Linked DNA regions of Homo sapiens: region 2 is linked to region 1. The links are chromatin loops, found by intact Hi-C in ENCODE. Cell type or tissue: sigmoid colon. All regions are shown on one strand. Links, peaks and the distances in the headings refer to the core of each region. The heading gives the core; the rest is flanking DNA.

What was found. A loop is a pair of places that touch in the nucleus more often than their neighbours do. Peaks named below come from ENCODE experiments on the same cell type or tissue, not always from the same donor. Only the 100,000 strongest peaks of a DNase experiment are listed, where the experiment ranks them.
Region 2: it touches region 1 in a loop (5-fold over the local background); 16 of 110 quality-filtered maps call a loop at or near these places.

The regions. Positions count from the first base shown.
Region 1 is chr3:151,165,123-151,170,514 of GRCh38, forward strand. It overlaps MED12L (mediator complex subunit 12L), which reads left to right. Exons shown (of 45, transcript NM_001393769.1): 10 at 298-397; 11 at 724-860. Among named protein-coding and RNA genes, the nearest start is that of GPR171, 35 kb to the right of the region's middle. In sigmoid colon, for the core only: a CTCF peak has its summit at 3,347 (motif pointing right); DNase peaks (open chromatin) are centred at 3,359, 4,293 and 5,039; H3K27ac peaks cover 807 bases.
Region 2 is chr3:151,324,469-151,329,860 of GRCh38, forward strand. The region is part of intron 16 of MED12L (mediator complex subunit 12L); the gene reads left to right. P2RY13 (purinergic receptor P2Y13) reads right to left here and starts at 5,081. Exons shown (of 2, transcript NM_176894.3): 1 at 5,013-5,081; 2 at 1,844-4,539. The coding sequence starts at 5,060. The coding sequence ends at 3,523. In sigmoid colon, for the core only: a CTCF peak has its summit at 3,306 (motif pointing left); no DNase peak of the experiment used is centred there; H3K4me3 peaks cover 803 bases; H3K27ac peaks cover 317 bases.

The sequences.
Region 1 (5,392 bases), core at 332-5,331:
AGAGATTATTTTAGAACATTCACCTTTCCACGTGGTGTCCTAAAAAAGAAATTTCACTCGTAAAACAAATTTTGCAAGCATTTATTTTTGTGAACATTTATTATTGAAAACTGACATTGAATTGCCCTTTGTAAATTTTAAAAATTCACTTATTGGGCCACAGGCTGCATTTCTTACAATGCAGTCAAGATTGTAGTTCACTATAGGATACTTTACTCACGTGGAAAAACCTGACATGATTTAGACATGCGCTGTGGCATTCCAAGCACAAGTTAATTAGAAGCGATTATCTTTCAGGTTCGGGCAAGGATTTATGAAGTAGAACAACAGATAAAACAAAGAGGCCGTGCAGTGGAAGTTCGGTGGTCATTTGACAAGTGCCAAGAATCCACAGCAGGTACAGAATGCCACAGAGGAACGAGTGCTTTTGAATGTTGGACTTTATGCTGTGTTTTTGCTTCTTATAAACCATTCCACATGAATAAGGCAGCTTTTTGACAGAGCCACTTGGTGAATTTTGAGGACAATCTTCAGTTTATGCCTTTTAGATCCTGGCTGTCTAGAATGTCAAGTTTGGTTTTGTTGATGATTGTTTGATAACATATGCCAAGAATGATAATTAAAAAAAAATTCTTTTGCCTCACATAGAATGGTGATTTTGTACTGTGTTATAACTGTGTTATTTTTGGCCTCATTAACCACTTGTTTAATTTCTGCCTATAGGGGTGACTATTAGTCGGGTTTTGCACACGTTGGAAGTTTTGGATCGTCACTGTTTTGACCGAACTGATTCCAGCAATTCCATGGAGACACTTTATCATAAGATTTTCTGGGCAAACCAAAACAAAGATAACCAAGAGGTAGTTAATTTTTTTTTAATTCTTTTCACCTTTTATTTTCATAGTGTTTTTTTCTTCTTTCTCATTCAGGAAACTCTGGCGAAACCTTTTCTATGAAGTGTAGTATCTTATGAAGACATACACACTTGAAATCATTCTATTGTTGGACTAAGATTACCTACCATTATTAAAATGAAATGTCAGTGGGGCTTATCTACCTAGGAATATTGATATATTGACGGGCAAGATTTTTCTTGGCCCTTTTACCATCACTTTCCAATTTTAGTTTTAGAAGAATATCCTTCATTTAGTGATTGGACTTAATATGGTGGGTTGGCTTTAACTTGGGGGAATGTATGTTAACATTTAGCACAGCAGAGGGCAGTGCATGAATACCCGTGGTCATGATCTTTCAAAAATCCTTAGACAATGTGTTAGGGTTCTACAGAGAAATAGAACCAATAGAAAAAAAGTGTGTGTTAAGTGTATGTATATATATGTGTATGCGTACATATATGTTTATATCTACCTAGAGAGAGAAAGGGGGGGAGAAAAGAGAGGGGTATTTATTTTAAGGAATTGGCTCACATGATTATGGGGCTGGCAAATTTGAGATATTCAGGGCAGGCTGGAGACTCAAGGAAGAACTGATGTGGCGGTCTTGAGTCCATAGGCAGTCTGGAGGCAGAATTCTTTCTTCCTCTGGGGACCTCAGTCTTTTTTTTTTTTTTAAAGACAGAGTCTCACACTGTCACCTGGGCTGGAGTGCAGTGGTGCAATCTCGGCTCACTGCAACCTCTGCCTCCTGGGTTCAAGTGATTTTCCTGCCTCAGCCTCCCGAGTAGCTGGGATTACAGGCACCCACCACTATGCTCAGCTAATTTTTTGTATTTTTAGTAGAGATGGGGTTTCACCATGTTGGCCATGCTGATCTTGAATCCTGATCTCCTGATTCGCCTGCCTCAGCCTCCCAAAGTGCTGGGATTACAGGCCTGAGCCACCGCACCCGGCCGGGACCTTAGTCTTTTAAGACTTTCTATGGGCTAGATTAGGCTCACACACATTATAGAACATAATCTGCTTTACTCAAAGTCTGTTGATTTAAATCTTAATCACATCTTAAAAAAATCTTTTTAGCAACAACTAGACTGGTGTTTGACCAAACAACTGGATACAATAGCTTAGCCAAGTTAATATCTAAAATTGATAATCACAGATAATTTTTATCTCACACATATCTAGCAATAGATTGTTTCATGAATGAATTGCCCCAAAACTAGGATATTCAGTTGTTTTTTTCCTCAGCCTTATTTGGGGAGAAATAAAAAGTTTGTCTTCTTTTCACAATGAAAACTGCCGATGATAATATCCAGCCTGTGCTAGGCACTAGGACTGCAGAGTTAAGTTTTAAGACACCTTCAATACCTTAGTTAGCTGATGGCAAGCATCTTTGATATTTCAACTGGCTTTTGGGAATGCATATGTGGAAAGAAAAGATGAAACAGCAACAACAACCACCATCAAAAACCTTTCCTTCTCTTACCTTTATGTGAGCCTGATACATATTCCAGATTATTATTCTTTTTGGAATAATTTTTGATTGATCACCCTGCTTCTCAAAGATATGGTTCAAGACTAATGGTGCCAGCTAGGATCATTCAGAACGTTGAGAGCAAGGGACTGATTGAGTGTGCTTTTTAAATTCATCGCGAGTTCAGTAGCAATGCCTCCCTACTTCAGTGGAGCATGCTGATATAATCCTCTGCTTACTGAGGCAAGTTAGAGTGCTACGTGCTCTTTTTGGGTGGAAACCTTAAAGTGTGTTTTTAGTAAAGACTTTCTTAGATAAAAGACTTCATGAATACTAAGATTTTTAATACATATAGGTGAGTTATCTGGAAGGAAAGTAGGGATACCCAAAATTCAGGGGGATCTTGGATTGTTTAGCTTCTTGCACTAAGTATTGAGTAAAAGCTACATTGTTTCCTGGTGAGGGTTTTACCAAGATTATCATAACCACCTTAGTTTTGTGGTTAGCCTGACTATATACCTTCAGAGTGTATGCACTGGCTAACTTCAGGATTATTGCCCCATTCACCTGCAGACACTTAAGTTACAGCACTCTCAAGAAAAAAATAGGGGTGTTTTTTCAAAAAAATTCAAGGGCAGAAATTATGTTGCAATCTTTCTGAATGAAATCACACTGTGAGGTTCTTTGTAAATCACAGATATCTCCGGAGTGGGTGCTTGCAATGAGCCATTAGGGTGCAAGAAGGTTATTAGAACTTCTGTTCAGATTATAATTTTCAAAAGCTTCTTTTGTCTCTGGAAATGAATGTAATTATTATGATCGTATAGGTATAGAAGTTATAAATAAGTGTGTGTTGAAAGTTTTTACTAAAAAAACTCTTTGAGCTGAGAGGGTGTGTGGGAAATGTTTGGAAATCACTGCCGGAAGCTTCCCCTACCTGAGTGACTTCTCCAGGATTCAGAGAGGTGCGTGCCACCAGAGGGCGACATGTGCTCAGGACTGAGAGTCCTGGAGGCTCTAGGCACGCACATTTCTGGAAGGGCCATCAGTGTTGCCCCATTTAGCAGTAATTATTTTGAATGTTGACTCAACTTCAGAAAGACTTGATGAAAACTACGTTTTCAACCCATAATTCAGATTGGTCACCTTTTCTTAATAGTCTGGCAAAAAGGATAACAAAATAGATGGATCCTTCTGTAATACTTAACATTAAATTATTATTAGTATTTTTCCAAGACAGTCTCAGTCTGTTGCCCAGGCTAGAGTGCAGTGGTACTGTCTTGGCTCCCTGCAACCTCTGCCTCTCAGGTTCAAACAATTTTCATGCCTCAGCCTCCCCAGTAGCTGGGATTATAGGTACATACTACTGTGTCCAGCTAATTTTTCTATTTGTAGTCAGGCTGGTCTCAAACTCCTTGCCTCAAGTGATCCATCTGCCTTGGACTCTCAAAGTGCTGGGAGGTGTGAGCCAGTGTGCCTGGACTAAATTAATTTTTAAAATATGTCGTTGGTATCTGTATGTATGGTATATGCATCAAGGTATATATGTATATGTAATCAAGTTTTATCTCTCTATTTACTCCTTAACAGGGGTTACTGTTTTCTTTTTCTTTGTTTTTTTTTTTTTTTGTTTTTTTTTTTTTGAGACGGAGTCTCTGTCTGTCTCCCAGGCTGGAGTGCAGTGGCGTGATCTTGGCTCACTGCAACCTCCACTTCCTGGGTTCAAGCAATTCTCCTGCCTCAGCCTTCCAAGTAGCTGGAATTACAGGTGCCCTGCCGTCACGCCCGGTTAATATTTTTATATTTTTAGTATAGATTGGGTTTCACCATGTTGGCCAGGCTGGTCTCTAATTCTTGGCCTCAAGTGATCCACCCGCCTTGGCCTCCTAAAGTGCTGGGATTACAGGCATGAGCCACCGTGCCCAGCCCTGTTTTCTTGACTGCAGAGTCACTTTGCGTATTTCTGGAATTCATGCATGTGCTGCAGCATCATGTTAACTGATCAGCTGGTGATCTTGAGTAAGTTACTCAAGGCTTTGTGCAATAGTGCCCTTCCTGGTTAAGTAGGCATAGAGTACTTGCCCTTTTTTTCTCTAAGGAAACATGAACACTTTGAGAATTATAAGGCACTATACAAATATGTTTTAAAAATTGTTAACAATAATAATATAGCAATTATTAGTATTATACTGGAAGAACTAATGTGATGATGCTGTTCTCTGATAAGGAGTTACGTGTGGTTAGGATTCAGAAATTGGTCTCACTTCTTTAAAATATACTTCCCCTTTTTTGTTTTCATAATTCATTCAGGATTTAGATAGCACGATAGATAAAACATGATCAACTTCTGTAGTTGCAATAGGTTGGAGGTTTGCTGTTACTAGAAGTCGTGTCTAGGTAGGCCTAGGCCCCAGGTTGCATAGCCTGCTTCTTCACATCTGTTGGGAAAACCTGAATTTCACCCTCCTTGATTCCTTAATTCCCTTTTCTCTGGAACTGCGACAGGGAAATGCAGTCCTCTCTACTTCCTTGTAGGGAGGGGAGAACTTCTGTCTAAATGGGAGAAGTTTGTGTGTGTAATCAGTTTCAGTATTGGTGAAAGCCTGTTGAAAACTGCAGTGCATGGGATGAAGGCATCCGAGGCCTGGGCCCTGCCTTGTGGTTGGACTGTGGTCATGAGAGTGGGAGTAGGAGCTGATTCTGTGCCCACATTGGGGTGTGCCAGGCTATGTGGTGTGCCTTCACTGATTCCACATGGAATGCACTATTTCTTTTTTTCTTTTTCTTTTTTTTTTTTTTTTGAGATGGAGTCTTGCTCTGTCACCTAGGCTGGAGTGCAGTGGCGTGATCTTGGCTCACTGTAACCTCTGCCTCCTGAGTTCAAGCCATTCTCTGCCTCAGCCTCCCGAGTAGCTGGGATTAATAGGCGCCTGCCACCATGCCCGGCTAATTTTTCTATTTTTAGTAGAGATGGGGTTTCACCATGTTGGCCAGGCTGTTCTTGAACTCTTGACCTCGTGAT
Region 2 (5,392 bases), core at 287-5,286, 160 kb after region 1:
TTCACTTGAGAAAATTAGACCTGAGGTTGTAAATACAGTTGTTAAGAATATGGGCTTAGAAGCCACGTCTCAATTAAAGCCCCATTCCTGCAGATGGCAAGCTCTGTGACCTCATGCAAGTTACTTAGCCTTTCTGTTTCTCAACTTCTTGATCTCTAAAATGAAGATAATAAGCATTTCATAGCCTGCCTGGGATTATTAAAGGAGACAGATGTGCTGCTTTGTTGTTTTGATGGTTCTAGCAATGTGTATTTGGAGAATCTCTCCAGCCGATTCCGGTAGCCACTAAAATTTGCAAACTAATATGGCACATGTGTTCTGTATTCATATTTCCTACATTTGGTTTCTATGTAAAATTTCAAATGTTGAGATGTGTTTCTGGGTGCTTCAAATGATTTGTAAATTCTGCACTTTCCTTAGTAGGGCTACTGTCTTCTAAGTATGTTTTTTCTTAAATAATAGATAATACTGACTTTGGGTTTTTTTGCTCTGGATATTCTGTTAATATCTGTGTGAACTTTGATTTGTTAATTTGCTGAAGGAATACAGTTTATGTCGGGGTAAGAGTTAAGTATTTTAGAAAGAATACCTTGGAAAGTTATGAAAGGCAAAAGCTTTTAAATGGATATGGAATGTAAGAAATAATGGGATTAATAAGATTGAATGATTGTTTTATAAGTTATGACATAATGACTTTATCTACCTTTTGGCTTCCATGAATTGAGAATTCTCACTCCTTCTCTGCCTCATCCTTTCCACTTTACAGTTATCTTCCTTGGTTTCTCAAGAATTCTTCCGAGTGTGGGAACTTCACTCCCTTCAACCCCTCTCTTTTCTTGAAGGTTATTGGGAAGATCTTATCCTATTTATTTGTACAAGTAATTACATTTTAACTTTTGACAAAAGCCTTTGTATTCTGAGCTCACATATTCTATCAGTCCAAAGCTATTATTTTCTTTTATTCTTTTTGGTGTATCATTTATGACTATATTGTAGCATCTTGTTTTTTTTAATATTTTAGAACTTAGTATTTGTGATTGCTAGTTTAGGAAGTTCTTCATTTTGTGAAAGTGATTTTAGGAAGTTCTTCATTTTGTGAAAGTGATTTTAAGATCTCTCTACTATGCCTCTTCACCACGTTCTTGATGTAATAGATTATTTTATTCTACAGATCAGGCACTCTGCCTTTGAGTGGAATATTATAATGGAATGAAATATTTGTATTTATGGATGACAGATTTGGTCTTGGAATTTATCTTGAAAGATCTTTCCCAAAAATTGTATACTTTAGGTGTACCCACATTAAGTAGAGATTGAAATTGTCATTAGAGGCAAAATACACAGGTTACCCCACCAGACATACCTGGCTGTTTAACAAGGGTAGCTTGGATGCAGTTATTTACATGATTATAGTCTATTTGTGATTGTGTAATGTACTCAGTAGAGGTAATATGGATTTAGTGGCATCCCTAATAGTAATGATTATTTAATTCTTTTATCAGAGAGAATGAAGATCAGACATCAAGAGTACTTTCTAAAGGTGTTTGTTATATTCACAGTTACAAATTTTACTTAACCATTATCAATAGTGCATAGCTAAAGGATTTTGTCAATAGCTTTAAAACTTTGGATTTGGCTATTCCATGATCCTCCTGTTGTCATGATCATTCACTAGTGACCCCAGGAGCACCACAATTTTCAGGCCCTACATACATGTTATAGGAGAGTGGACAGAGCTTGAGCTTTCATTTCAAGAAATTTATGTTGTCTTTGGATAATAAAAACATCAATGAGAATTGGCTTCCCTTTTGCTTCTCTAATACATAAAATAAACCAAATGGGCTTTATTTTATCAAACATTTATTGATTGCACAATGAAACAATCTCTCCTTTCAGATATATACATCAGTTACTAAAAGAGTAGATACAAAGGTCAGGAAGTAATTACAATGCAATGTGATAAGTTTAATAATATAGGTGTGACAGCATACAGAGGAGGGGGTGATTGGGTTTGAGGTGATGGTGGGATATTGGCCAGGTAATATTTCATGGACCAAGTGATGACAACATAGGGTTTCACAGATGGATAAGAGTCTTCCAAGTGTACCAGGGGGAAATATACATGTGTGGTGCCAAAACAGAGTATGGCATTTTCTGAAAGTTAGAAATTTATACAAGAGTATAAAGTTCAAGAGATGGATAAGTAGCTAGGAGGTAAGGCCAGAAAGGTAGGCAAGTTCTAGGGCCTTTGAGGCCATGGAAGAAAACGTGGGCTTCACCCTACGATGGTCGTGTTGGAGCTCGTGGCACATTTACAGAGCTTAACTACTCCTTTATGTATTTTTTCTAGAAGATGTAGACTCTTATCCATCATTTCAGAAAGCCACATTTTACTTTTTTGAATCACAGAAGGATGCAAGAAAAAATACCAAGGTAAATAAATACAAGCAGGGTCACCATCCTTTGAAAAATCTCTCAATATGGATGTTACTGATTGTGGGTCAGCAATTACGTCTTTGTATGTATCGAGAATAGCAATTCTATTTAAAACATCTGTAGACCATGGACTGTAGGTCGTATTATGGGAGATACCAAGAAAATCTGGCATGTCTGTCTCTCAAGAAGCTTTAACATTTTTAGCGGATGCAGTCAAGAATATAGCTAACTAGAAAAGGGAGATCTGCATTGAGAACCCTATCACACACCCAAACAGTAGAAGTATTTGTTTTTAATGAGGAGGGTGGGGCAGGGGGATAGGGGTTGTGGTCCAGGAAGGCATTGCTGAGTAGGTGCCATGTTTAACCATCATTAGAGTATTTGCTGGACAGAAGGAGAATTCCAAAGAATAGTTAACACAGCATTCTCACACTTGAATTGTACACACTTAAGGTGTAAGCAAAGTGGCTTAATAATGGTGCTTGTGCCTCCTATGGTATATTATTGTAATGTGAAAGAGGCTGTTTGTAATTGTAAGGAGAAAATCCTTTACCCAGGATTTCAGAGGTCTTGCTGACCCACTTCAGTTCCTCAGACTCTTCAAGTCTGCATCCCTTTCAACCCCTGGCTGCAGTTTTCAGCAATGGACTTCAAGAGTTGGGCGTTTTTTTTTTCTTTCAGCACATATCTACATTTAAGGGGCACAAAAGCAGTAGTGTTATGTGAATTGTGGAAAAGAATGTGAGAAGGTGTTTGGAGGGGAGGTTTGTAGGGATATACGTTTCTCCTTAGTCTTTTCCAAAATGTTAAAGTGAAATGCTCTTGAAATTAAAAAAAAAAAAAAAGAAAGAAAGAAATAATGACCTCTAGTGGCCATTTGTATCCTGTTGCATTCTCTTAGTAATGGTTCATTCAGCTTATGAATAGATCTATGTGGATTTAAATTTTATATAATCTTTTCTGTACACGAGGATAATAAAATGTAAGAGAGCATTTGTTCCAATCTTTTTTTCTTGGTTAAATTTGATTTCCACATTATCTACGGAAGTCTCATCAATAAATAGAAGTTAACCCTATGTACAGTTGTCAGCCTAAGGTTATGTTGTCTGTCTGACTGCTATGATTTTCTTGGCTTGATGCTGTGGTCTTTCTCCCTTGCATACATGGTAGCTTTTCTGTGAATTTTTTACATAAGAATATGTATATTAAGGGATCCATACAAATGTTAGTTGCTGCCAAAAAGAGAGTTGTTTCTTTAGCAATAAACAGTTGATTTTGCAGTCTACAGTCAGTCTTATTGTTGGTTTGACTGTGAGTATATGGAACTCTGGCAAAATGAAATGGAGCAAAACACACAAAGAAGACAGCCACGACAACAAATACTTTGCCTTCCAGCTTTTTGTTGTTTTTTCTGTCCTTACTTTTGGACTTTCTATAAGAATCATATACTTTTTTTGCAATAACCACATAAAACACAAGCATTAGGATAAAAACAGTCCAGAAAATAAACTGGCATATGTTATTTACCATTTGATGCCATTTCAGCCCCAGAGGCCCCTTTAAGGAAGCACACTTTTTCACAGACGATGGTGTTGCTTCCTTGTTGCTCAAGATCGTATTTGGCAGGGAGATGAAGAACAAAAAGAACCAGATGAAGATTGAGACCGTTTTTGCAAAAACAGGTTTTTTTAGAAAAATATTTCTCAAAGGTCTGATGATCTTGAGGAATCTGTCAAAGGCTATGAGCCCTAACAGCACGATGCCCACATACATGGTCTCATAAAATATCACCGAAGAAAAACGACACACAAAAGCTCTGAGCTGCCAGGGTGCCAGGTGTGAGTCAGAGAGGATTTTGAAAGGAAGCATGAGTGTCATTATCAAGTCGGCCACCAAAGTGTTTTTGAGGTAGATGATGAAGGTGGAGGAGCTGGGGATGTGAACAAACACCCACAGAGCCAAAGTATTCAGCAGGATGCCGGTCAAGAAAACCACTGTGTAGAGGGCTGGGAATACCAGCTGTACTATCCGAGTGTCTCTGGGGCACCGCTCAGATCTGTTGAAGCCTTGCATCACTGTGGTGTTCATTGCTTCCAGTGTCACCTGTTACCAATAAACATATATACAAACAAAAGAAAACAAAAAGCCCTTCATGATTTTCAAATGCTATTTTTTAAAAACAGACTTTATGTTTATAGCATATTAACATCCTGCATTTATCCAACACTTTCAATAGATGTGTTGAAAAGGAAAATACTGTTTTCTGGCTAGAATTTTTAAAGCATATAATACATTTTTGGTACTTTTAACAGTACCATTACTTTCACATCCTTGTGAAATCCAAATAACAGGTTCTGCCTCATTCACAGGTGCTACTGTTAGCCATAAAACAAAACACTGTTTAAGAGATAATAATACATTATTATTACTAATACATCAGATTGCTGTAAATTATGTAATTTCTTATGCTCATAAACTATGGTTTGTAGAATATTAACTTTAAAGCACCTTTTTTCCCTTAAGCATATTCTTTTATATAAGCAAGCACACTCATAATAACAAAAATTGAAATTCACCTTTGGGAGGATACTCAGTTCTCTCTGTCTTCTTATGGCGGCAGTCATTAGTTCAGCCTACAAATGAGCATGTGAAGCAAATGTTCTGCTTTCTTATAGTGGATTTCCTTCCTTATTTTTACTTATGTAATGTGACCCATTAGAACCTCTTCATATTTAGACCTTTGGGACATTTGCTAATACTCTATTTTAGTTCAAACTTTCATACTGTTAATCTGTGACTTGAATAAAGAAGCTTATTTGCAATTATCTTTAAATTTCTTCATAACTTTCTTGAAGTTTATCTTCTTGATCTGCATGTTCAGTGAACTTTTTGAGTGCCTCTTGTATATAGTGGAAAGTAGAAAGATGAAGAAAATAGTCCCAAATTACAATCAAGT